Regions from separate parts of the Homo sapiens genome. Here regions 1, 2, 3, 5 and 6 are each linked to region 4. Evidence: chromatin loops called from intact Hi-C (ENCODE). Cell type or tissue: heart right ventricle. All regions are shown on one strand.

What was found. Hi-C counts contacts between places; a loop is a spot of excess contacts. Peaks named below come from ENCODE experiments on the same cell type or tissue, not always from the same donor. Only the 100,000 strongest peaks of a DNase experiment are listed, where the experiment ranks them.
Region 1: it touches region 4 in a loop (2.7-fold over the local background); 10 of 110 quality-filtered maps call a loop at or near these places.
Region 2: it touches region 4 in a loop (2.4-fold over the local background); 11 of 110 quality-filtered maps call a loop at or near these places.
Region 3: it touches region 4 in a loop (6-fold over the local background); 33 of 110 quality-filtered maps call a loop at or near these places.
Region 5: a loop joins it to region 4, with 18 times the contacts of the local background. A loop is called at or near these places in 87 of 110 quality-filtered maps.
Region 6: it touches region 4 in a loop (3-fold over the local background); 68 of 110 quality-filtered maps call a loop at or near these places.

Annotation. Positions count from the first base shown.
Region 1 is chr5:157,493,489-157,497,488 of GRCh38, forward strand. ADAM19 (ADAM metallopeptidase domain 19) reads right to left here. Exons shown (of 23, transcript NM_033274.5): 14 at 3,406-3,601; 15 at 1,199-1,307. Among named protein-coding and RNA genes, the nearest start is that of NIPAL4, 35 kb to the left of the region's middle. RefSeq lists an enhancer at 3,007-3,508. In heart right ventricle, no CTCF peak of the experiment used is centred here; no DNase peak of the experiment used is centred here.
Region 2 is chr5:157,502,617-157,506,616 of GRCh38, forward strand. It overlaps ADAM19 (ADAM metallopeptidase domain 19), which reads right to left. Exons shown (of 23, transcript NM_033274.5): 11 at 3,053-3,192; 12 at 187-364. Among named protein-coding and RNA genes, the nearest start is that of NIPAL4, 44 kb to the left of the region's middle. RefSeq lists enhancers at 37-96, 547-606. In heart right ventricle, no CTCF peak of the experiment used is centred here; no DNase peak of the experiment used is centred here.
Region 3 is chr5:157,666,991-157,670,990 of GRCh38, forward strand. It overlaps a transcript of SOX30 not described here and a transcript of C5orf52 not described here. Among named protein-coding and RNA genes, the nearest start is that of C5orf52, 2.5 kb to the right of the region's middle. In heart right ventricle, a CTCF peak has its summit at 2,103 (motif pointing right); a DNase peak (open chromatin) is centred at 2,140; H3K4me3 peaks cover 527 bases.
Region 4 is chr5:157,716,908-157,720,907 of GRCh38, forward strand. No RefSeq gene overlaps it. Among named protein-coding and RNA genes, the nearest start is that of THG1L, 13 kb to the right of the region's middle. In heart right ventricle, a CTCF peak has its summit at 1,772; a DNase peak (open chromatin) is centred at 1,844; H3K27ac peaks cover 589 bases.
Region 5 is chr5:157,429,628-157,433,627 of GRCh38, forward strand. The region is part of intron 1 of NIPAL4-DT (NIPAL4 divergent transcript); the gene reads right to left. Among named protein-coding and RNA genes, the nearest start is that of NIPAL4-DT, 28 kb to the right of the region's middle. In heart right ventricle, CTCF peaks have their summits at 2,371 (motif pointing right) and 2,575; no DNase peak of the experiment used is centred here.
Region 6 is chr5:157,330,072-157,334,071 of GRCh38, forward strand. It overlaps CYFIP2 (cytoplasmic FMR1 interacting protein 2), which reads left to right. Exons shown (of 31, transcript NM_001037333.3): 20 at 671-779; 21 at 3,256-3,375. Among named protein-coding and RNA genes, the nearest start is that of FNDC9, 14 kb to the right of the region's middle. In heart right ventricle, no CTCF peak of the experiment used is centred here; no DNase peak of the experiment used is centred here.

The DNA.
Region 1 (4,000 bases), 220 kb before region 4:
CCAGGAGTTCCAGCTAGAAATCTGGGGTCATCTCCAACTCCCCATTCTCCCTCACTCCTGGGCTCAAGCCATTTTCAAACCCTATCAATCTTCCCTCCTTAATTATCTATCTTATTATCTATCTACCTTAATTCACACTGCCCCACCCCCCTTACCTGGTCTGCAGAAGATTGATTTCCCTGCCTCCAGTCTGCCTCATAGGAGTCTAATTTTCACACTGCTCTCAAGCTAAAATCTAAACTCCCCTAGCCATGCATTTGAGGCTTTTCATGATCTGGTCCATGCTAAACTATCCAGGCTAATTTCTCAGCAGACCTTCTCCTTTGCACCCCAACATTATACTTTAACTGTATCAAACTGTTCTCAGTTCTTTCAACCACCAGTTTTTCTCTATTCATCTCTCTTCCTGGATTACTCTCCTATGCACCAGCACCACCTTCCACCCTGTTCACCGAGGTAACTGCTCCAGATCTCAGTGTAGGTATAACTTCCTTTGGGAAACCACTCTGACACACTAAGATGGGTTGGATGGCTCTCTCCACATTGCCATTGTCATACTATATTGTTAATTAGAAGTTCCATGCACTCAGCACAATATCTTGCACATGGTAAATCTTCAATAGATAGTAGATAGACAGTAAATCTTCAATAGATAGTAGATGGATAGATGGACGGACAGATGGATGGATGGATGGATGGATGAGTGGGTGAGTGGGTGGTGGAGGATGGATAGATGGATGGATCAGTGGGTGAGTGGGTGGTAGATGGATGGATAGATGGATGGATGGATGGATGGATGGATGGGTAGACAGATGAGTGGATGGTTGGTTGGAATGAATGATGAATAAATGAATGAATGAGTGAATTAATGAATGAGGAGCTATTCAAATTAGGGCATGATTAGAATTTGGCAGAAATGACCCAAAAGGGCTGATTCCCTGCCCTACTGTAAGATGGTCCCCAAAGGAAGCCCGATCAGCTTTCTAGGAAGCACTGCCACCCACACCCTCCTCTGACTTCCTCAGAGCTGAAAAGTGCATTGTCAAACAGGGGGCCGAGAATAGATGACTGACTTCAACTGATTGACGTAAAGGTGCAGCTCTGGGGCCAGTCACACTGCTGAGTTGGGCAACAGTGAGGACAGAGCAGAAACTGCTTGTTCATCCTCATTTCATGAGGCCTGCCCTTTGGTCATCACCTCATGTTGCACTTCCTGTGTTCACCATTCATGTCCTTTCCACAGTTTCCAAAGGTGTCTCCTGCCACATTCACCTTCTCGAAGCAGAGGTCAGGGGCAGGTCGGGCTCCTGGGTGGGCAAGCAACATCTATCAGTATACTCATCTGTCAGAAGCCCCCAAGGGCAAAGGTATCTTTGGTAAAGTCATGAAGGTAAGAATATTTTCTGGGAGGGAATACTCAGCCTCTTCTTCCTGTTCCCTCCAGGTTACTCCATCCCCATATTCTCAACAAGATCTACTCAGAGAATAATGTTTTATATAAATCCTTTTTTTTTTCTTTCAGATGGATTCTCGCTCTGTCACCCAAGCTGTAATACAGTGGCACAATCACGGCTCATTGCATCCTCCGCCTCTTGGGTTCAAGCAATTCTCTACCTCAGCCTCCCGAGTAGCTGGGATGACAAGCACCCACCACCATGACTGGCTAATTTTTGTATTTATTTATTTATTTTTTTTGTAGAAATGGGGTTTCACCATCTTGGCCAGGCTGGTCTTGAAGTCCTGACCTCATGATCCCCCCGCCTCGGCCTCCCAAAGTGCTGGGATTACAGGCGTGAGCCACCACACCTGGCCTGTTTTATGTAAATTCTTCCTACCTTATTGAGGATTTATATTTGTGTGTGGGGAGGGTTGCATGCTAAGCCTGCTCTCTAATGAAGAAGCCATGTTCCGATTCAAGATTTTAAAAAATAGGTCATACATGCATAATATTTTAAAGATATAAGTATGTCTTGGAAAATTTTTCTTGTAGTCATCCAGTTCCTACTTCTCTACATCCTGGAGGAATAGCACTTATTAACAGTATATTTTCTAAAGATACTTAAATCTCTAATTTCTGTATCTCCTAGGTATAATTCTGTGTGTATCTTCTAGAGATAATCTATCTAATAAAGAATGGAAGCATATTCTTTTTTTATTTTTTTTGAGACAGAGTCTTGCTCTGTCACCCAGGCTGGAATGCAGTGGCACAATCTCAGCTCACTGCAACCTCTGCCTCCCAGTTTCAAGAGATTCTCCTGTCTTAGCCTCTCGAGTAGCTGGAATTACAGGCGTCCACCACCACGCCTGGCTAATTTTTGTATTTTTAGCAGTTACAGGGTTTCACCATGTTGGCCAGGCTGGTCTTGAACTCCTGACCTCAGGTGATCCACCTGCCTTGGCCTCCCAAAGTACTGGGATTACAGGCGTGAGCCACTGTGCCCAGTCTTTTTTTTTTTTTTTTTTTTTTTTTTTGAGATGGTACATCCCTCTGTCGCTTGGGCTGGAGTCCTAGAGTGGAGTGGCTCACTGCAGCCTCAAACTCCTGGGCTCAAGCCATCCCCCCACCTCAGCCTCCTGAGTAGCTAGGATTACAGGTGCAAGCCACCATATCAGCCACCTGAGTAGCTAGGATTACAGGTGCAAGCCACCAAATCTGGCTTGAAAGCATATTTTATTTGCTGTTCTACACCTTGCATTTTTCACTTAATTTTTTGTGGAAGATGATTTTATTCAGTAAATATAGGGCTGCCTCCTTATTTAGCCATAAAGCATTGCATTATATGAATGTACCAGAATTAATTTAATTGGTCCCTACTGAAGGACACATAGGTTGTTGTTGCTATGGCTAACAATGGTGCAGTAAACATCATAGTAAATATATCCTCACATACATGTGCAAGTGTTAGCTGCATTTCTAAGTATATCTCCAAATTGCTTTCCATAGTGGTTATATCTACCTGTTTCTTCACACCCTCCACAACACTATATCATTATTATTGTTGTTATATTATTATTATCTTAACTTTCAGTCTTTGCAATCTGATATATGAAAAATCTCACCTCATCATAATTATACTTTGCTTTCCCTTAATATGACTGAGATTAAACGTCTTTTCATAGCTTAAGGGCCATTTGCATTTGCTTCTCTGTCTCCATCCTCTGCTCATTTTTCTTTTGGATTACTCTTATTCAATTGTCCACTCTGAGAAATAAAAGCATCAAGGGACTGGGAAGGAACACTGTCCTCTGGTTCTCCCTGAACATCTACCCTGAGTCAAGGGGATGAAAGAGGTAGTATCTAGAGGTGCCATTTGAAGCCAAGATTCCAAACTACCCTGAGGGCCAGGGGAGGCTGGCTGGGAAGTGGTGGGCTGGGGAGAGCCGTGCTCCCCAGGAGAGCCTTACCGGGTCCCCACAGCTGCTGGCACTGCTCCTGGTAGGTGAGGCACATGCCGTTGTAGCAGTAGGCCTGGCCGCCCTCACAGGGGGTACCATCCATCTGGTAGAAGTTGGTAGGGCAGTGGGGAGACTTGCCCGTACAGAACTCCGGGAGGTCACACTGCCTGGCCTGCTCGCGGCACAGGGTCCCAGGAGCCAACAGCTGAGCCAAGGAATGAGAGGAAAACACAGTCAATCTCCTCCCCACCCTCAACCCTGTTGCCCAAGGGCTCATAAGGATCACTCTCATAGAACAGAATTTTCCATTACCATGATTTCACAGCACTTTTTACATGACCTCATTAGCCCAAACCACCTTCAGCCTTCTCATGTGAATACTGACAGAATTTCAAGCTGTTTTCACAAATGCTAACTCACTTTCTCTTCATAGAAGTCTTAAGAAAGAGGCAAGAAATAATACCTATACAACAATTTACAGTTTCCTACATGCTTTAGTAATAGCAGCTACTTTTATGCAGCTCCCACTTAAGTGTCCAGTACAAATATGACTTCACTTAGTTTTCATGACAGTCCTGTGTGATATAATTATCCCTTCTGCAGA
Region 2 (4,000 bases), 210 kb before region 4:
TAGCAGAGGCGGCACAAACACTCCAACTGGAAGGCTTCTTCATATCTGATTTTTCATGGGGTATTGGACAGTTATATGTAGGAAACACCTGTGACTAAGAAATTTTCAATTGTGTTCTCTTTGACCTTGAGTTTTGAAACCAATGCAAATTCTTCCCCTCCCACTAGCACCATTGTGACCCCTCACCTCTTCTTCTCCACAGTCACACTCTTCCCCATCTTCCAGATACCCGTTCCCACACCTCCGGCCTCCATACAACATCCTGGTGTCTGGCATGTTGGAGAGACACATTCCACCACCTGACTGCAGATACCTGTCCAGCTCCCTCCTGTTGCATCCATTGAACACTTTGGGAAAGGGGTGCCTGGCAGAGGACAAGGCTGGAATTAGTGGGGAGTTTGAGCATCTAGCAGTCAGGCAGGTGTCACTCGTGCTGTCACTCCTGCTACCCGTGGGGCTGACTCCACCTGGGTTCAGACCCCCATTGTCTCACACACATACATTCTGGCCCCTTAGAACATTTACCAATACATTAATTTAGAATTTTTTCATCCCTTGAGTTCGTGTCCTTAGTAGGGACATGGATGAAGCTGGAAACCATCATTCTCAGCAAACTATTGCAAGGACAGAAAACCAAACACCGGATGTTCTCACTCATAGGTGGGAACTGAACAATGAGAACACTTGGACACAGGAAGGGGAACATAACACACCGGGGCCTGTTGTAGGGTAGCAAGAGGCGGGGAGGGATAGCATTAGGAGATATACCTAATGTAAATGACGAGTTAATGGGTGCAGCACACCAACATGGCACATGTATACATATGTAACAAACCTGCACGTTGTGCACATGTATCCTAGAACTTAAAGTATAAAAAAAAAAAAAAGAATTCTTTCATCCTTAGTGATGAGATATTAACCACCCCATAACATTCTATTTTTCTTAGTCGGCATGCAGAAAGCATTTGAGAATCAGGAGTAGCAATTTCTGCCCATTGCATGAGGGGGCTGCGATAAGTAAAGGGTTGTGAGTGTGTTACAAGAGGTCTCCTGAGACTTAGCACTGAAGAAAACACCAGCCAACCTAAACTTTTCCTGAAGCTGATATCAGGTGAATATTCTCTTGTGACAGAGGACCAGGCCAAAAAAAGGCCAAGATCATAAGTTTTATTTCATTTTGGGCCAGTGATCTCATTGCTGTTCTAAGGATGCAGAGGGCATTCCAAACTCAACCAGCCAACTCATAAACGCATGCTCTTTATCACAGGAGTATGGAAGGTCCTGGGTCCCACCATTGGTGAAAAGGACAAATAGTACAGCCATCTGGGTCTACAAAAGGAGAGTTATCCTGCTCCCAATTCTCTAAACCAATTAAAGGTTAAACCCTCCAAGAAACTGGAGCTTTTCCTTCAGTGGGAAGGTATGCTCCAAGGAATTTGTTACTAATAATTGTTAAACTATCCATATTTGTGAATAATTTAAAAATGAAAGAGAGTAGTAATCAATATAACTCTCAATCATTTGTCTTCAGATACGCTTTTTAGATTGAGAGAGAAAGGGGTGAGCTTAACCATGAGCTTATAGGGATCCAGGCATGACTGTGAAGCTGTATCCTGCCTCATTCTTTTTTTGTTGTTGTGGTTTTGAGACGGAGTCTTGCTCCGTTGCCCAGGCTGAAGGCTGGAGTGCAGTGGCACAATCTTGGCTCACTGCAACCTTTGCCTCTCGAGTTCAAGTGATTTTCCCGCCTCAGCCTCCCTAGTAGCTGGGACCACAGGCGTGCACCACCACGCCCAGCTAATTTTTGTATTTTTAGCAGAGACGGGGTTTCACCATGTTGGCCAGGCTGGTCTCGAACTCCTGACCTCAGGTGAACTGCCCACCTCAGCCTCACAAAGTGCTGGAATTACAGTCGTGAGCCACCGCACCCAGCCAACATCATCCTTTCCATGTCACAGCTGAGAAATAATTTTAAAAAATTGACACCAGAGCTCTAAGAAAGCTGCACTGTTTCTTGGAGACATTGAAACACCATTCTCTAAGAATCATAAACAGGCCCTAATGGTGTGGGGTGAAGGAACACAAGGTCCCAACGTGATGCCTTCCAAAGAGCCTGGAAGAACCCAATGCTTTGTGCTGCCTGAGTTCAGATGCTAGAAGACAAGTCCTTTGAAGAAACTCCCTAATTCTCTTCAGAGACTCTGGTTTTAAAAATCCCTCATGTCCAGCGCGGTGGCTCACACCTGTAATCCCAGCACTTTGGGAGGCCGAGGCGGGTGGATCACGAGGTCAGGAGATCGAGACCATCCTGGCTAACATGGTGAAACCCTGTCTCTACTAAAAATACAAAAAATTAGCCGGGCATGGTGGCAGGCGCCTGTATTCCCAGCTACTCGGGAGGCTAAGGCAGAAGAATGGTGTGAACCTGGGAGGCAGAGCTTGCAGTGAGCGGAGATCACACCACTGCACTCCAGCCTGGGCGACAGAGCAAGACTCTGTCTCAAAAAAAAAAAAAAAAAAAAATTTCCTCATGACCACAGGGAGATGCAGCTGCCTCACCCTGTTCCTCATGGGTAATGTGGCCTGCAAACTCCCTGAGAAGTCACTGTGGGGTGTGTGGATGGCCCTCTTCTTCAACTTGTTCTGTTACATCGGAGCTTTCAGTGAAGCCTGGAATTGAAACAGCACTGATCCAACTCTCTTGGGATAGAAGAATTAAGGGCTGTGGCTATGATCAAAATGTGTCCTCATAAAAAATTCATGAAATAAAAAAGACACATATGGCCAAGCCAATTTTATAACTCAACACCTTAAAACAGAAATTAAATAAATCTAGGGTTACACCAGCACCAAACCTCCTGCTGGAAAGTTAAGTTCTTGCTGCACATTTGCCTTGGTCTTCTCTCAATTTCTTTGTTGTAAAAACTACATTTTTTGGCCCCATCAGAAGTTTAAGGGAGTCTCAGTGGGGCCAGCTGGGAGGAACCCCTGGGTCACACTGTCCAGGTGTGCCCGCCCTCCTCCCCATCCTCCCTCTTGCTGTTTGACTCACCCAGTGGCAGCTGCCATGATGCACCCACCATCAGCCGCACTGGCCGAGCAGCAATCTGCAGAATCATGGGTCATGCCAAAGTTGTGGCCCATCTCGTGGGCCATGGTGGCAGCCACGCCAATGGCATTCTCGGAGTGGTCCTGCTCAGAAGACAGAGTTGAGGTCAAGGTCAAGGGGACAGATCTGCCTCTGCCCCCCATCCCTGCCTTATCCTTAGCCAAGTCTTGCAGGTCTCCACCAATTCCACTGTCACTGAGCATACAGACTCTCCATATGTGCCTCTGACAGCAAGGCTGAATCTGCTGTCACTAGGAGGAAATCAAATGTTTAAAAGTCCATGTTTCCTGAGTTCTCAAAGGTTGCAGACCACAACTGACCTATGGATGAACTTCCAGACCAATAAATGCTTTCAGAATAAATAAAAGAGGAAGATTTTTCCCCATTCTTCTTCTGAACATATATATTTCTCCAGACATAAGGAAATCAACATAGAAAACACGACCTTGATTCAAACATAGGGTGTACTTGGCTTAGTGTTTCCTGAGAAAACCACACAAGACAGATACACTCCAGGCACAGCACTTGGTGTACTGTCTGATGATGCAAAAGCTAAAGAAATCAAGAGGAAAAAAACCCAGCAGGAAAGAAGCAGCAGAAAGAGATTTACTAAACATGGAAGTGTGTTTCCTGCATTATTTCATTTAATTCCCATTCCTATCCTATGATTATCAACTGTAAAACTATGCGTTTTTTACAGCTGAGAACACTCATTAACTCACCCAAAATCACACAGCTGTTCTTTGAACCCAACAGGCTCAGACCCTAGAGCCTGTGGTTTTGGCCATTATGCTACTTTGTCGATAAATACAGAATGGATAGAGGGACAGACAAATAGATGAAGACAAGTCTTCCTTGATATGCACTTCACAGGTTAGAAATGAAGAGTCA
Region 3 (4,000 bases), 50 kb before region 4:
CCACCATGCCTGGCCAAGGTCAACTCTTTAACATCAAAGCTGGACTCCAACCCAGGTGTCTCTTCCACTAGGTATCTGAAGAACTTGTCACCCACTCTGGGATGGATAGGCCATTAGGGAGAGTCAGGCTGGGTTAGGGAGATGTGGATGAGGGAGAGGCTCACCCAAGAAGTGGAGGGATGGGACGTAGGAGTCCTGACTGCTGCCCCAGACTCCTATGAAATAAAGAGATGAGCTCAGCTTGTCACTGGAAAATCTCTGTGGAGTATTCATTGTGCCTGAAGTTCTATGATGGTGGCAGTGGACAGATGAAAAGTACTATCTCTTAAAGAGATTAAGTATGTTTGAACACAACTTCATTTCTTGTTGAAAATACATTTCATTTCCCCTCCCTTCATTCCCCCACCAAATGCATTGTACTGCTTTGGAGTACTTGGAAAAACCAGTTTAAAAACCTTGAGGCTGGGTATGGTGGTTCATGCCTGTAATCCCAGCACTTTGGGAGGCCAAGGCGGACGGAATCACCTGCGGTCAGGAATTTGAGAACAGCCTGGCCAACATGGTGAAACCCTGTCTCTTCTAAAAATACAAAAATTAGCCGGATGTGGTGGCAGGCCCCTGTAATCCCAGCTACTTTACTCTGGAGGCTGAGGCAGGAGAACCACTTGAACCCAGGTCGCAGAGGCTGCAGTGACCTGATATCATGCCACTGCCCTCCAGCCTGGGCGACAGAGCGAGACTCCATCTCAGAATACATACATACATACATACATACACACACACACACACACACACACACATACAAACCTTGCTGGATGCACAGTAGACTTTGTTCCTTCCCTCTACAACATTTCTCCATGACCTGGAACAAAAAGAAGGGAACTTCTGTTTACTGAGCACCTATGACCTGCAAGGCATTTTATATCTTACCTCATTCATTCCCCACAACAACACTTGTCAGGCATCACGCCTATCTTACAGGCAAGAAAACCAAGGCACAGAGAGGTGGAGGAACTTAATGTCAGATGTGAACCAGGCCATACGATGCACAGGGCGTGCTCTTCCCATGCCAGGCTGCCGCCCCAGTGATTCTCAGCTTCATTATGAGCACAGAGTTTATTTCAGCCATTATTGGCCAAAGGAACTGCTCTGTGAGGGATGCCCATGTTTGGAGCCTTCGTTTATGGTCCCTGGCCACTGACTCTTCTCCTACGGCTGTAGCTGTTGAGGACAGTGGTTGATAACATGTCAAGAAGGAAGCCTGGGATGAAGACTTATTCCCCACACTGCAGGTCCTAGCTCCAGGCTGTCAGGCAGGGGCAGTGATTTCAGAATGTGAAGGATTCAGAATTTGGTGGGTCCAGAGGATCCTGCCAAAGGGTTAGCCAGCTGGAATCAGAGGGGTAACTTGTCAGGGAGCAGGGGGAGGTAGGTAGCTGCTGAAGTTGCTGCTAAGAGTGATCCCAAAGTTCTGACATATCTGTCTCATCCATCCATCCATTCATCCATTCACTCACCAATCCATCCATCCATCCACTCATCCATCCATCCACTCATCCATCCAACCACTCATCCATCCGTCCATCCATCCATCCATCCATCCACTCACCTATCTATGTGGCCCTTGAACACACAATCAGAACATAAAGGTGGAAGAATGGGTTTTCTTCTTTGCTGTGACACCTCTGGCTTTTCCTGATCAGTGATGGGGACCTGCAGACTGGGAGTGCTTCAGCTCTGGTTCACTCTGATCTTGGGCAAGTTACCTCTCCACTCTGAGAGGTTGGGGAGGTGGAAGAAACCATATAGCTGTCTTGTGCAGATCGCCCCTCCTATTTCATCGATGGGTGACTGAGCCTGGGAGTAGGAAGGTGACTTGCCAAGGTCAGGTAAGGAATTAGTGGTAGATTTGGTACTGGATCCCAGGATCCTGCTGCTCATTTGTAAAGTGAGAATGGGAATCCCGGCTTTCCTCACTTCCCAGGATTGTAGAGAGGACCCCATGAGATAAATGGTGGGAAAGCATTTTGACAGGTGAGGTCACAAGGCCAAAAGGTGCCAAATGTGCACCTGGGGCCCTGGCTGCTAGACTAGGGCAGATCCCACAGAGACCAAAAGGGGTCAGCAGAGGCTTGTGCTTAAATGCTCAGCTAGGATCTGCTGCAAGGCACAATGCCTGGGTGCTGGGATTGGGGAGGGAAGCAAAGTCATTTAATTTTTTGAGACAGAGTCTTACTCTGTAGTCCAGGCTAGAGTGCAGTGGCACTATCTCGGCTCACTGCAACCTCTGCCTCCTGGATTCAAGTGATTCTCCTGCCTCTGCCTCCTGAGTAGCTGGGATTGTAGGCAGGCACCACCACACTCGGCTAATTTTTGTAGAGATGGGGTTTCACCATTTTGGCCAGGCTGGTCTTAAACTCCTGACCTCTAGTGATCTGCTCTCCCCGATCTCCCAAAGAGTTGGGATTATAGGTGTGAGCCACCGCGCCCATCAATTTTATTTATTTATTTATTTATTTATTTATTTATTTATTTATTTATCTGAGACAAAGTATTTCTCTGTCGCCCAGGCTGGAAGTGCAGTGGCACAATCTTGGCTCACTGCAACCTCCGCCTCCCGGGTTCGACTGATTCTCGTGCCTCAGCCTCCCTAGTGGCTGGCATTACCGGTGGGCGCTACCACGCCTGACTAATTTTTTTATTTTTAGTATAAACGGGGTTTCATTATGCTGACCAGGTTGGTCTCGAAAACTCCTGACCTCAAGTGATCCGCCCGCCTTAGCCTCACAAAGTGCAGGGATTACAGGCATGAGCCACGGCACCCAGCCTGGCCATTTTTCTGTAGAATTCCAGGAACAGGCTGAGTGGGGATGGGGGTGGTTCTGAGGCTACTAAAGAGAAGAGCCAAAGATTGTATAGGTAAATTCTACCTGCCAACGCCCTAGACTCAAATGCATCAGGCTCACCCCAGGAAGGGCAGCTAGGGCTGCCTTGTTCTAGAGACTATATGAAGGGCAAGGAAAAAGCCTCCTGAACCCAGGTGGAAGCCTAAATGCTAAGGGATGTTCTGGATCCTCATCATCAGATAATCCAGAGAGAAGTGAACTGATGGCCCCTCAAACCAGTGAGTAATGGGAATAAAGGAATGTGCTGTTCATCACAGCAACTAAAAGTCTGCAGGAGAGACAATGCTCTTGAGGGTAAGGGTAGTGATAGGAGGAGGGTCAGTCATTTTCATGCTAGTTAAGAAATATTTATCAGGCACTGTATTAGGTGTTGGAGATACTGAAATGTACAAGACAGTCATGGCCCCTTTTTTCAGAGCTCAAAGTCTAGTGGGGGAAACAGACATTAAATAGGCAATTACAGGCAGACAGAGCTTAAAAAGAGGATAACAGTGGCTACCTTAAAAGGATGTTGTGAAATTTAATGAGATAATCCAGGTAAAGAGTTTTATCAGGGCTTGGCACAGAGTAAGCCCTCTAAAAATGATAACTATTTTTCTTGCTTTGGATAGGGAAGTTAAAATGAAGGGCTCTGTGGAAGTGAAGTGTGAAGAGAGATCTATTCCAGGTCGGAGGCTAGGGAGTCCCAAGACCGCCTGAAGAAATCACAAGAAATCTGAAGAACTTTTAGCTTGAGGGAGAGGGAGGGGAGAAAAAAATAGCAACTCGTTAGCAGTTCAGTTTCACCACTTTACAGCCTATGAAGTCTTTGGCTTCCCTCATCTGGTTCGATCTTCAAACCTAACCAGACCGGCATCTAGAGTTAATATTTCCATTTTACACAAGAGGGAAGTGAGACCCAGTGGGAAAAATGACTTGTTCAGAGTCATAAAGCAAAGTCCGGAAGCAAGTCTTTCTGGTCCATTATGTGTGGGAAAAGTAAACAAAAACCGCGGGGCGTTACCGAAATATTAGGTTATAAACGTGGAACAAAGTCTAAGAGTTAACGAGAGCGAGGCACCACTTATAGGGGTGGGCCAGGTAGGTTTCCCGGG
Region 4 (4,000 bases):
TATAAGAAAACCAGTCATAGTGGGCTAAAGGCACATCCTAATGACCCCATTTTAATTGCTTACAGTAGCCAATAGGGCAAAGACCCTACTTCCACATAAAGTTACATCCACAGATATATGGGTTAGGACTTCAACATATTTTAGGAGAGTCACAATTCCACCCAGAACATGTAGAAAAGTTAAAAAAATATATAATGGATACCCATAAAACCACCACTAGATTCAATAGTTGTTAACAGTTTGCCACTTTTGCTTTTACTACCAATCTACTTTTTTACTGTTACTATCTCATCCCTAAATACTTCTTAGTGTGTCTCCTAAGATTAGTCTTTTACACACTACATTATCATACCTGTAAAATTTAAAATTCCCTAGTATCCACTAATAAAGAGTGGCAATAGATTATATTATTACTCAAAAGTATTCACTTTCCTCTTCTCTATGGGAAGATGACACACTCTTCCCCTATAATCTTAGCGCTTGGCCATATTGCTTCAGCAAACATATTGTGAGCAGCAAGATGCACATTGTGCGGTGTAGAAGCTTTTCTAATCATTTCCTGGGTTTTGGGGTAAGACACAGGGATCAAAACAGCTATCAGGAATATAACCATAGTCAACTGGCAGTACAAGTGACTTGAACAGGAAATAAACTTTTGTTTTACAAACCACTAAAACCTAGGGTTGTTTGTAATTGCAGATTTCCCCAGTGAATTTAGAGCTGTTTTTAATGGTTTTTAGGCCAGTATCCAGTCAAGAGTTTTGCATTGTATTTGGTTGTTATGTCTCTTAAATCTCTTATTCTGGAACAGTCCCCACTTACCTTTTCTATTTTTTTTTTTTTTTTTTTTTTTTTGAGACAGTGTTGCTCTGTTGGCCAGGCTGGAGTGCAGTGGCACAATCTTGGCTTGCTGCAAACTCTGCCTCCCAGGTTCAAGCAATTCTCCTCCCTCAGCCTCCTGAATAGCTGGGATTACAGATATGAGCCACCAAGCTGGCTAATTTTTATATTTTCAGTGGAGACAGGGTTTCCCCATCAAGGCCAGGCTTGTTTCCAACTCCTGGCCTCAAGTGATCCACCCGCCTTGGCCTCCCGAAGTGCTAGGATTACAGGCGTGAGCCACCATGCCCAGCCCTCCACTTACCTTTTCTTTCTTCCCTGTTTCTCCTCCTTTTTCATTTTCCTTTTTTCTCCTAGGACACATGTTCAAAGATATTGTTCTTCTTGATAAAATTTACTTTTGAAGAAGCCAAGTCAGTGATCTTACATAATACCCTGCATCCTGAATATGTCTGATTATGTTCTTTTGGCGTGTGTGTTTTTGTTTTGTTTTGTTTTTTTAAGATGGAGTTTTGCTCTTGTCACCCAGGCTGGAGTGCAATGGTGCTATCTTGGCTCACTGCAACCTCTGCCTCCTGGGTTCAAACGATTATCCTGCCTCAGCCTCCCAAGTAGCTAAGATTACAGGCACTATCAATACAATTGCAATACAATTGCAATCAATTATAGTTATTATTTTTATCAATGCCCAAATTATCGCATATTTGGCCAGTGGGAACCCCTTTAAGCTGGCTCATCTTTTTTGAGATACACTCATTAGTCTGAGCATTTCCTTCCTTTCTGGGACAACACAGTGTCCCAGGCTCGCCTAGAATTTCCTCTGCCACAATGTGGAGCCAGCCATTTCTTCAAGGAGTTTATTTTCATTTTCATGGGGAATGGTAATTTGAAGTTAAGATCTGGATGCTTACTGCTTCTGGAGTGTCATTTTATCTCCACCCAATGGACAGAGCTGGGAAATACACTTTATTTTTTTGAGACATTATCTGGATCTGTCGCCCAGGCTGGAGTGCAGTGGTGAGATCTCAACTCACTGCAAGCTCCTCCTCCCTGGTTCAACCGATTCTCATGCCTCAGTCTCCCGAGCAGCTGGGATTTACAAGCATGCCCCACTATGCCAGGCTAATTTTTGTATTTTTAGCTCAGAGTTTCACCACATTGGCCAGGATGGTCTCAATTTCCTGGCCTCAAGCAATCTGCCCGCCTTGGCCTCCCAAAGTGCTGAGGTTACAGGCATGAGCCGCCGCACTGGGCCTGGAAAATACATTTTTAAAAATCATGAATTCAGGGCCGGGCATAGTGGCTCACACCTGTAATCCCAGCGCTTTGGCATGCGGATAGCTTGAGCCCACAAGTTGGAGACCGGCCTGGTTAACATGGGGAAACCCTGTTTTTTCTTTCTTTCTTTTTTTTTTTTTTGCTTTTAAGGAGCGGAGAGTTTAATAGGTAAGAAGGAAGGGAGAAGACAGAAGAAAGAAGCTCCCCCATACAGAGACACAGGGATGGGGGCTCCAAAGCTGAAAGAGGAGGTCCCCACCTGGCAGGGACACCAGCCAGGTATATATGCAGAGGCTGGAGGTGGTGTTTGATTTGCACAGGGCTCAAGGGATTGGTTTGACTAGGCATGACATTCACGTAGCCTGTAAAAAAGCTGACCCTCCCACCCTAGCCTTTTAATATGCAAATGTAGGGCGCCATGATGTTCTACACTCCTGGGGATATTTGGAGGTGGCCATGTTGCCAGGAACATGTGGGGAAAGGGCAGGAAGGCCACAGGAATCTCCATGTTTGGGTGGGCCCACTTTCTAATGGTCAGTATTTGCATATCAAAGGTTGGTGGGCTGCTGCTAAGAGCCAGGGATTTAAGAGAAACTTTTCCAGAGATGCTTTAAAAAACAAAAGCTTCCCTTGGCCAGGCACGGTGGCTCACGCCTGTAATCCCAGCACTTTGGGAAGCCGAGGCGGGAGGATCACGAGGTCAGGAGATAGAGACCATCCTGGCTAACACAGTGAAACCCCGTCTTTACTAAAAATACAAAAAAAAAAAAAAAAAATTAGCCGGGTGTGGTGGTGGGCACCCGTAGTCCCAGCTACTCAGGAGGCTGGGCCAGGAGAATGGGGTGAACCTGAGAGGCGGAGCTTGCAGTGAGCCGAGATTGCGCCACTGCACTCCAGCCTGGGCAACAGAGTGAGACTCTGTCTCAAAAAAAAAAGAAAAAAAGAAAACTTCCCAAGGACCTCTCTTCCTACAACATTCCCCGCTATGGAGATGCCACACTAACTGCTGTTAGAGGGTTTTGGGTTATGGTTCTTTCTGGCTACTTTCTGCTGAAAAGGGGAGTCACATGGGGGAACAGCAGCTAGGGCTCCTCCTGGGGTGGATCTAAGGGTCCTCAGAAGAATGGCATCTCCATGTGTGTTTCAGTTTACAGCACCGTTTGGAGTTTGATTGCTTCTAGGTGAGAAGAAACAATTTGAGTTATAGTATTGAGTATATAGGCTCCAAATATCAATACAAGACATATAAGCAAGAGAGTGCTTAAAAAAGGGGTTAACCAATTCCATAAAGAAGACTGGAATTTATTAAAAAGGGATTGTAGCCACTCAGAGCTGAAGCTGTCATTTTTCCTGAGCCTGTCAATAATTATGATTTGATTTTTTTTTTTTCTGAGATGGAGTTTTGCTGTTGTTGCCCAGGCTGGAGTGCAATGGTGTGATCTCGGCTCACTGCAATCTACGCCTCCCGAGTTCAAACAATTCTCCTGCCTCAGCCTCCTGAGTAGCTGGGATTACAGGTGCGTGCCACCATGCCCGGCTAATTTTTTGTACTTTTAGTAGAAACAGGAATTCACCATGTTGGCCAGGCTGGTCTCGAACTCCTGACCTCAGGTCATCTGCCTGCCTCAGCCTCCCAAAGTGCTGGGATTACAGGCATGAGCTGCCATGCCCAGCTGATTTGATTTTTAAGTACCTGTAGATTTTCCTCTACTTTACTAGCGGTGTTAATCCAAAAGCAGCATGTTTCATTTAAAACTGCATTACTAAACCCCAAAAAAGGCCTAGCAGACTCAGTGATGGTAAAACTTTCATGCTTCCTTTTTGTCAACTATTATCCCTGCTATAAAGATAATAATTAAGCAAAATACTACAGCAATGGAAA
Region 5 (4,000 bases), 290 kb before region 4:
TGGGCAAAGGATATGAACAGACACTTCTCAAAAGAAGACATTTATGCAGCCAACAGACACATGAAAAAATGCTCATCATCACTGGCCATCAGAGAAATGCAAATCAAAGCCACAATGAGATACCATCTCACACCAGTTAGAATGGTGATCATTAAAAAGTCAGGAAATAACAGGTGCTGGAGAGGATGTGAAGAAATAGGAACACTTTTACACTGTTGGTGGGTTGAACGAACACTTTTACACTGTTAGTTCAACCACTGTGGAAGACAGTGTGGCGATTCCTCAAGGATCTAGAACTAGAAATACTATCTGACCCAGCCATCCTATTACTGGGTATATACCCAAAGGATTATAAATCATGCCACTATGAAGACACATGCACACGTATGTTTATTGTGGCACTATTCACAACAGCAATGACTTGGAACCAACCCAAATGTCCATCAATGATAGACTGGATTAAGAAAATGTGGCCCATATACACCATGGAATACTATGCAGCCATGAAAAAGGATGAGATCATGTCCTTTGTAGGGACATGGATGAAGCTGGAAACCATCATTCTGAGCAAACTATCGCAAGGGCAGAAAACCAAATACCGCATGTTCTCACTCATAGGTGAGAATTATACAATGAGAACACTTGGACACAGGGTGGGGAACATCACGCACCAGGGCCTGTCGTGTTGGTGGGGGTAGGGGGAGGGATAGCATTAGGAGAAATACCTAATGTAAATGATGAGTGAATGGGTGCAGCACACCAACATGGCACATGTATACATATGTAACAAACCTGCACATTGTACACATGTACAGTAGAACTTAAAGTATAATAAAAAAAAGAAAGGCATACATATAGACTCTAATATGATTTGAGAAAAAAATGAAGTCATTACATGACAACTTAAAGCAAAAGGAAGGCAAAGGATCTAATGCTAGAGTGTTTAACACCAGCAAAGGATGGTTTGATAATTTTAGGAAGAGGTTTGGCTTAATTGTCAAGGTAACAGAAGCAGCAGCTTCTGCCAACCAAGAGGCAGCAGACAGGTTCCCAGGTGCCATTAAGAAAATCCCTGGGGAGGATGGGTGTGGTGATTTAAGCCTGTAATCCCAGCACTTTGGGAGGTCAAGGCAGGTGGATCACCTGAGGTCAGGAGCTTGAGACCAGCCTGGCCAACATGGTGAAATGCTGTCTCTACTAAAAATACAAAAATTAGCTGGGCTTGGTGGTGGGCACCAGGAATGCCAGCTACTCGGAAGTCTGAGGCAGGAGAATCGCTTGAACCCAGGGGGCAGAGGTTGCAGTGGGCCGAGATCACACTACTTCACTCCAGCCTGGGCAAAAGAGCGAGCCTCCGTCGAAAAGAAAAGAAAAAAGCAGGAACAAAACCAACCTGGGAAGAAGTGATAGTGTCTGAACAGGTTTTTAAAGCATACAAAAGTGCTCTATTCCGGAAAAAAAAAAAAAAAAAGCCACAGAGGACATTTATTAGTAATGAAGAGAAGCAGGATTTAAGGCAGGAAATGATAAGCCAACTCTACTGTTTTGTGCAAACACAGTCAGGTTTATGATCAGGAATTCCCTTTTCTATAAAGCTGCTAATCCCTGAGGCTTAACAGGAGCAACAACAACAACAACAAAACAAAAAACAAAACAAAAAAAAGAAAACACCAGCTGCCATTCTTTTAGTTGTATAACAAGAAGGCCTAGACAATACAAATACTTTTTCTAGACTGGTTCCATCAATGCTTTGTCCCTGAATTTAGGAAGTACCTTGCCAGTAAAGGACTGCCTTTTAAACTACTTTTTAAAAATCTTTTTTCCCCTTTTTGTGGAGTACAGGGTCTTGCTATGTTGCCCAGGCAGGTATCAAGCTCCTCGGCTCAAGCTATCCTCCCACCTCAGCCTCCCTAAGTGCTGGGATTACAGGCATGAGCCACCATGCCCAGCCCCTTTCAAACTCTTTTGATATTGGACAATGCCCCCGGCACCCAAAACCCCTAAGTTCAACACTGAAAAGTTGGTCTACTTCTCCCCAGACACAACATCTCTAATCCAGTCTCTCTAGATCAGAGGGTCATAAGGACCTTTAATGCTCATTACACATGGTACTCTATGGAAAAGATTGTTGAACTACCAGAGAGAACCCTGCTAGAGAGAACATCAAGAAAGTCGAAGGATTACACCATTCATGATGCCACTGGTGTTACAGAAAAATCTGTTAAAGCCATCAAGCCCCAAATAATAAATTCCTACTGGAGAAAACCATGTCCAAATGTTGTGCATGACTTCACAGGATTTACAACAGAGCCAATCAAGGAAATCATGAAAGAGATTGTGAATATTACACAAAATTTAAGCACCAGTAGATGTCACCCCAGAGCAATTAACAGAAGATGACTGGGAGATGAGTGCTTCAGAACCAGGGCCAGGCAATGAGGAAGAAGACACAACAGTAGCTGCGTCAGAAAAGAAATTGACATTAGACCATCTGGAAGAAGGGTTTTGATTATTCAAGACTGCTTTTTGACTTCTTTTATGACACGGGACCCTTCTATGATACAGTCACTGAAACTAAAGCAAATGGTGGAAGGAGGATTGGTACCATATAGAAACATTTTTAGAGAAATGCAAAAGCAAAAAAAAAAAAGTCAGAAACTACAATGTATTTTTGTAAAGTTACACCAAGTGTGCATGTGTCTCCTACCTCCCCTTCCACCTCCTCCACCTTTCTGCCTCTGCCATCCCTGAGACAGCAAGACTAATCTGTCCTCTTCTTCTTTCTCCTCAACCTACTCAAAATAAAGTTGACAAGAATGAAGACCATTATGATGATCCATTTCCACTTAACAAACAGTAAATGTATTTTCTCTTCTGTATTTTTTAGCTTACTTTAAGAATATAGTATATAATACATATACAAAGTATGTGTTAACAGTTTATGGTACCAGTAATGTTTCTGATCAACAGTAAGGTACTAATAGCTAAGTTTTTTGGGAAGTCAAACTTATATGGAGATTTTTGACTCCACAGATGTCAGCACCTCTAACCCCCACATTTTCAATAGTCAACTGTGTTATTGCAATGTAAGTTTGTAATGCTACATTTTGTTTTCTACATAATTTAAGAGACTAATGCATTTTTAAAACAATTATTAGTTTACATTTTTGGACACAATGTACAAAGATGCATTTTTTTTTAACTTCAATAGCTGAAAGCAGTGGGGATGCAGCTGTAAATGAACAGAACTTGTATGTTATTGAAGTTATTAAAGCTGACATAAATTCAAATTATAGTGTTAAACTTTAGAATGTTCAGTGTAATATTCACAGTAACTGCAGAGAAAATAGTTATGGAATTTACACAAAAGGAGGTAAGGAAATTGAAATATCTCACTATTTAAAAAATTAAATATAAGAGTCAATGCAGAAAAAGACAAAAGAAGTTATAAGGCATATAAAAAACAAACAGCAAATGACAAAAATCCCTCATCAGTAATTACTTTAAATTTAAATGGATTAAACATTTCACTCAAAAGACAGTTTGGCAGAATAGATTTTTAAAAATGATCTAACCATATGCTGTCTATAAGAAACTCACTTTAGAATCCAAAGACATAAATAGGTTGAAAGTGAAAAGATATTTCATGCACATAGCAACCAAGAAGGGCAGGGATGGTAATACCATCAGATAAAACAAACTTTAAATTGGAAGAATCATAAGAGACAAAGAAAGAAAGGTGTTATATATTAATAAAAGATTCAATACAGTAAGAAGACATAACATAATAAACATTTACATACCTAATAACAGCTAATCAAAACATATGAAGCAAAAGGTGGCTGAACTGTATGGAGAAATACATATTTCCACAATGATAGAAACTTCAATATCTCATTCTCAATAATGGACAGAACGACCAGACAGAAGGAAATAGAGGACTTGAACAACACAATAAATCAGCTAGACCTAATAGACATATAGGACACTCTACCAACAA
Region 6 (4,000 bases), 390 kb before region 4:
TTTATCATTCAGGTCTCTGTTTAGCAAAACTTCTTTAGAGAGACTTTGGACTTCCTAACTCCAAATGATCCCATTTTCTTATTTTCAAAGCACTTCTCCTCTGCAATCCATGCCTCAGTGTGAAAGATAGTAACACTCTCAGCTCATAGGGTTGTGGTGAGATTTAAAATGTGTGTGTGTGTGTGTGTGTGTGTGTGTGTGTGTGTGTGTGTGTTTGTGTTTAAAGTGCCTGGGAAATAATAAACACTATGCAACTGTTACCTATTATCTGAAATTATTCCATTCCTCTGTTTGTGTTTATATTATCAGTCTTTCCTCACTCGAATATAAACTCCATGAGGACAGGAACTTTGTATTCCCAGTACCCAGAATGTTTCCTGGGATACACCAAGCAGGCACTCAATTGCTTTTGCAGTAAATGAATAAAAGAGGAAAGTGGCTCAACTTCTGTGTTGCCCATCTTTAACTTAGAAACTCTGTTTCACATATTGAGCTTCTGTGACTGAAAAGAAATTTGACGTAACTTGTCTAGAGCAGAAAACAATTTTACTTAAGTTATATAAGATAGTGCTCTGTGGGTAGATCCTATGATCTGAAATAGATGTATCTGGGCAGTTGAGAGTCATTCACAATCTGTTTACTGGCCTTGTTTCACTTTTATTCCTTGCAGTGTCCTGTTGGATAAACGTTTTCGAGCTGAGTGTAAGAATTATGGCGTCATCATTCCGTATCCACCGTCCAATCGCTATGAAACACTGCTGAAGCAGAGACACGTCCAGGTATGGGGAGCAGAAGCCACCTTGGAGATGGAAGGGGCAGGAGAGAGCAGCTGCGAAGTTAGCATAGAGATCAGAAATCAGGCCTGGGTATTGTCTGCCCGGCATGTTGCCAGTGTGGATTTCCGAGCCTGGGTGTAGCACAGCCTCAGGATCTCATAAACAATAAAGAGGCATTGGGCTTCCTTTGGCTCAAGTTCTGGGCTTCTCCACCCATCTATAGCCAACCTCTGACAAGTTATGGCAACCAAAGCCTTTGTCTTCTCATCATAACCTGCAGCCCACTTTTTTCAGCTGGGACTGCCACTTAGAGATGGGTAAATCTGTCCCTGAACAGGGCCCAAGTGCCGGTCTAAGTGAGGAAGACTGTGGCGCCTTTGAAATGAAAGCATGTCAGGGCAAATCCACGGTAGAAATTGGGTTTTTTGTGTGCAGAGTTGGTTTCTATTAACATTTGACCCTATATGTAGAGGAGATGTTGCTGGGAACTGAGAAACATCCCCATTTAATAATATTAATGTGAGGCAGACAGACAGCATAAGAGATGCCCCAGCAGATGTCGAGCCCTCCTCCTACAGCCCTGCTGTTGGCCAAGCGGGTGGCAAAATGGCCTTTATGCTGTGACGTCTGTGTGCTTATTATGTGGTCCTGGTCTTTGTGAAAGGGCCAGGCTGAGGCTAAGATCATGCCAGAGGTGAAAAGGAAAGAATTCATCTCAGAAACCCTGGACATTCCCATTACTATGAGAAATCCAAGGGAGATGGAGAATCATTAAGAGGGGGGAAAAATAGAATTTGTACTTCTGTCAACAACAGGGGCTCAATGAGAGCTTTTCTTTCACCCTTTCAGAAGATTACTGCTATCGGTTACAATGCAGCCAGAATTAGCCACAGGATATTAAATACTGAGGGCTTTATGTGTGCATAAGATGGCTATAAGGGGCCCTGGTCAGTTGGTAGAAAATTGATGCCAAAAGAGAAGTTGAAAAATAAAATAGTTAAGAATAATCATTTGACACCTAGCAAAGTGCTGTGGACACAGCAGGTACTCAACAAATGTTCATTGCTATCTACATAGCAGCTGCAGTAATGCCCGCGTGTACCCCAGTGGAAAGTACCTTAAGTTATATTTTCCATTCTGTAATCAGACCTTCATCCTCTTGCTTTTAAATTTTCCCTCATGAAGGCACAATGTGGGCCCTTGCTGAGGCAGCTGCTGTGCCCTGGTGACTGAATTGAGTGCAAGAAAGATGGCAGAAAGAACCCCAGGGCTAAATTTGGGATGTCAGCAGAAACACTTATGGGAAGCCAGAGCCTACCCTGAACCTCTTCCCACAGCCTGAGTGAATCGTATTTTTCCTAAACTTCCTGTGTTTCAAGCCTACAGGGAAGTTGAAAGAATAATACGATAAACACTTATTTATCCCCTAGCCAGATTTGCAATTATTAATGTTTTACCATATTTAGTTCACATTCTTTCTCTCATGTATGTATTTTCTCTCTAGCACTTATACAGTGCGTATGTTTGTGTGTGGGGGATGAATATACATACTTTTGTTCTTAACTATTTGAGAGTTTAAGTTGCCAAATCATGACATTTCACCCCTGAATGCTTCAGCCTATATCTCCTAAGAACAAGGACGTTGTCTTATAAAAACAGAATAGAATGATGATACTCAGGAAATTTGACAATACTACTTTCTAAATACAGTTCCCATTCGTCCCAGTTATGTCCTTTGTAATTTTAATCCAGTTTCTTATCGGTGCATGCACGTAGTTGTCAGGTGTCAGCGCGAATCTTTATTTATTTTTTAAGAGACAGGGTCTCTTTCTGTCGCTCAGGCTGGAGTGCAGTGGCACAGTCATAGCTCACTGCAGCCACAAACTCTTGGGCTCAAGCTATCTTCCCACCTCCAGCCTCCCAAGTAGCTAGGACTACAGGCGTACACCACCACACCTGGCTAATTTTTTTTATTTTTTGTAGAGACAGATTCTTACTGTGTTGCCCATGCTGGTGTCAAACTCCTGGGTTCAAGCTATCCTCCTGTTGCAGGACTTTTTCTCAGTTCAGCTAAAGATGGGGTTCTTGTCTGTCCCATGACCATGAAAAATTAGGCTTGCAGACTGTTTAAAGGGTAGGTAAAGCAGGGTTTAATTGGGTGAAAAGGGAAAAAAAGGAGGGAAACAGGGACTCTCACAAGGCCAGAGTCCCTCAGCTAGAGAGCTTCCCGCCAGGCCGTTGGAATCCCAGGTTCCACACAAGAAGAGGAGGGGCCAGGCTCCTCCCTGCTGCAAACATCATAAACTTCCCGAGGCTCCACCTCAATGGACAGGCTGGTTGGAGTTTCTCCAGGAAACCCCTCCCACCTGGCAGTCTCACTCCCACCTTGGTCCCCCAAAGTGCTGGGATTACAGGCATGAGCCACTGCACCTGGCCAGTGTGAATTTTAAGTAACTTTTCTCTCTCTCTCTTCATCCAGCTGTTGGGTAGATCAATTGACTTGAACAGACTCATTACCCAGCGCATCTCTGCCGCCATGTATAAATCCTTGGACCAAGCTATCAGCCGCTTTGAGAGTGAGGACCTGACCTCCATTGTGGTAAGAGTCTGGGAGCGTGTGGGATTTCTGCTCTGTGATTTCTCAGACTAGAAGCCTAGATGGGGACTGTAGTTAGTCTAGTGCTGGGCCAGTTAAAGAGGGGCAGTGAGTCTCTTTCCCATCTGAATGGAGCTGGGAAAGAAAAACTTACACAGAATAAGAGTAATCTTACGTTCCTGATTGCCTTGGGAACGATAGCATGGAGGGGGTCTCCTTGAGATTTCTAGAGATGGCCAACCCTCAGACACAGCTGCATGTCCTTAGGATCCTGCAGGCTGAGCAAGTAGGTGAGGGGTCCTAAGAAGCTAGGGAAAATTGCACAAGAGGGTTGGCTTCACAGGTGTGCAGTAGTATAAGGCCCAGAAGGGCTTTGCAGCTGGTTTACCATTCTGCTTCACTATCTTGAAATTCTTAAACAAGGGGGCCCCACATTTTCATTAAACATTGCACCCTGCAGATTATGTAACTGGTTCTGATGCACAAGCCTGGAATAGGCCTACTCCTTTCTCCCAGAAAACAGCAATTAAAACGACTCTCTGCTAATTCTCTCTCTTCAAGAATTAGAGTAAACTTGACTGGTTGTTCTTTCAGTGAATCAAAGGAAGATTTCAGTGCCTTCAAAAGC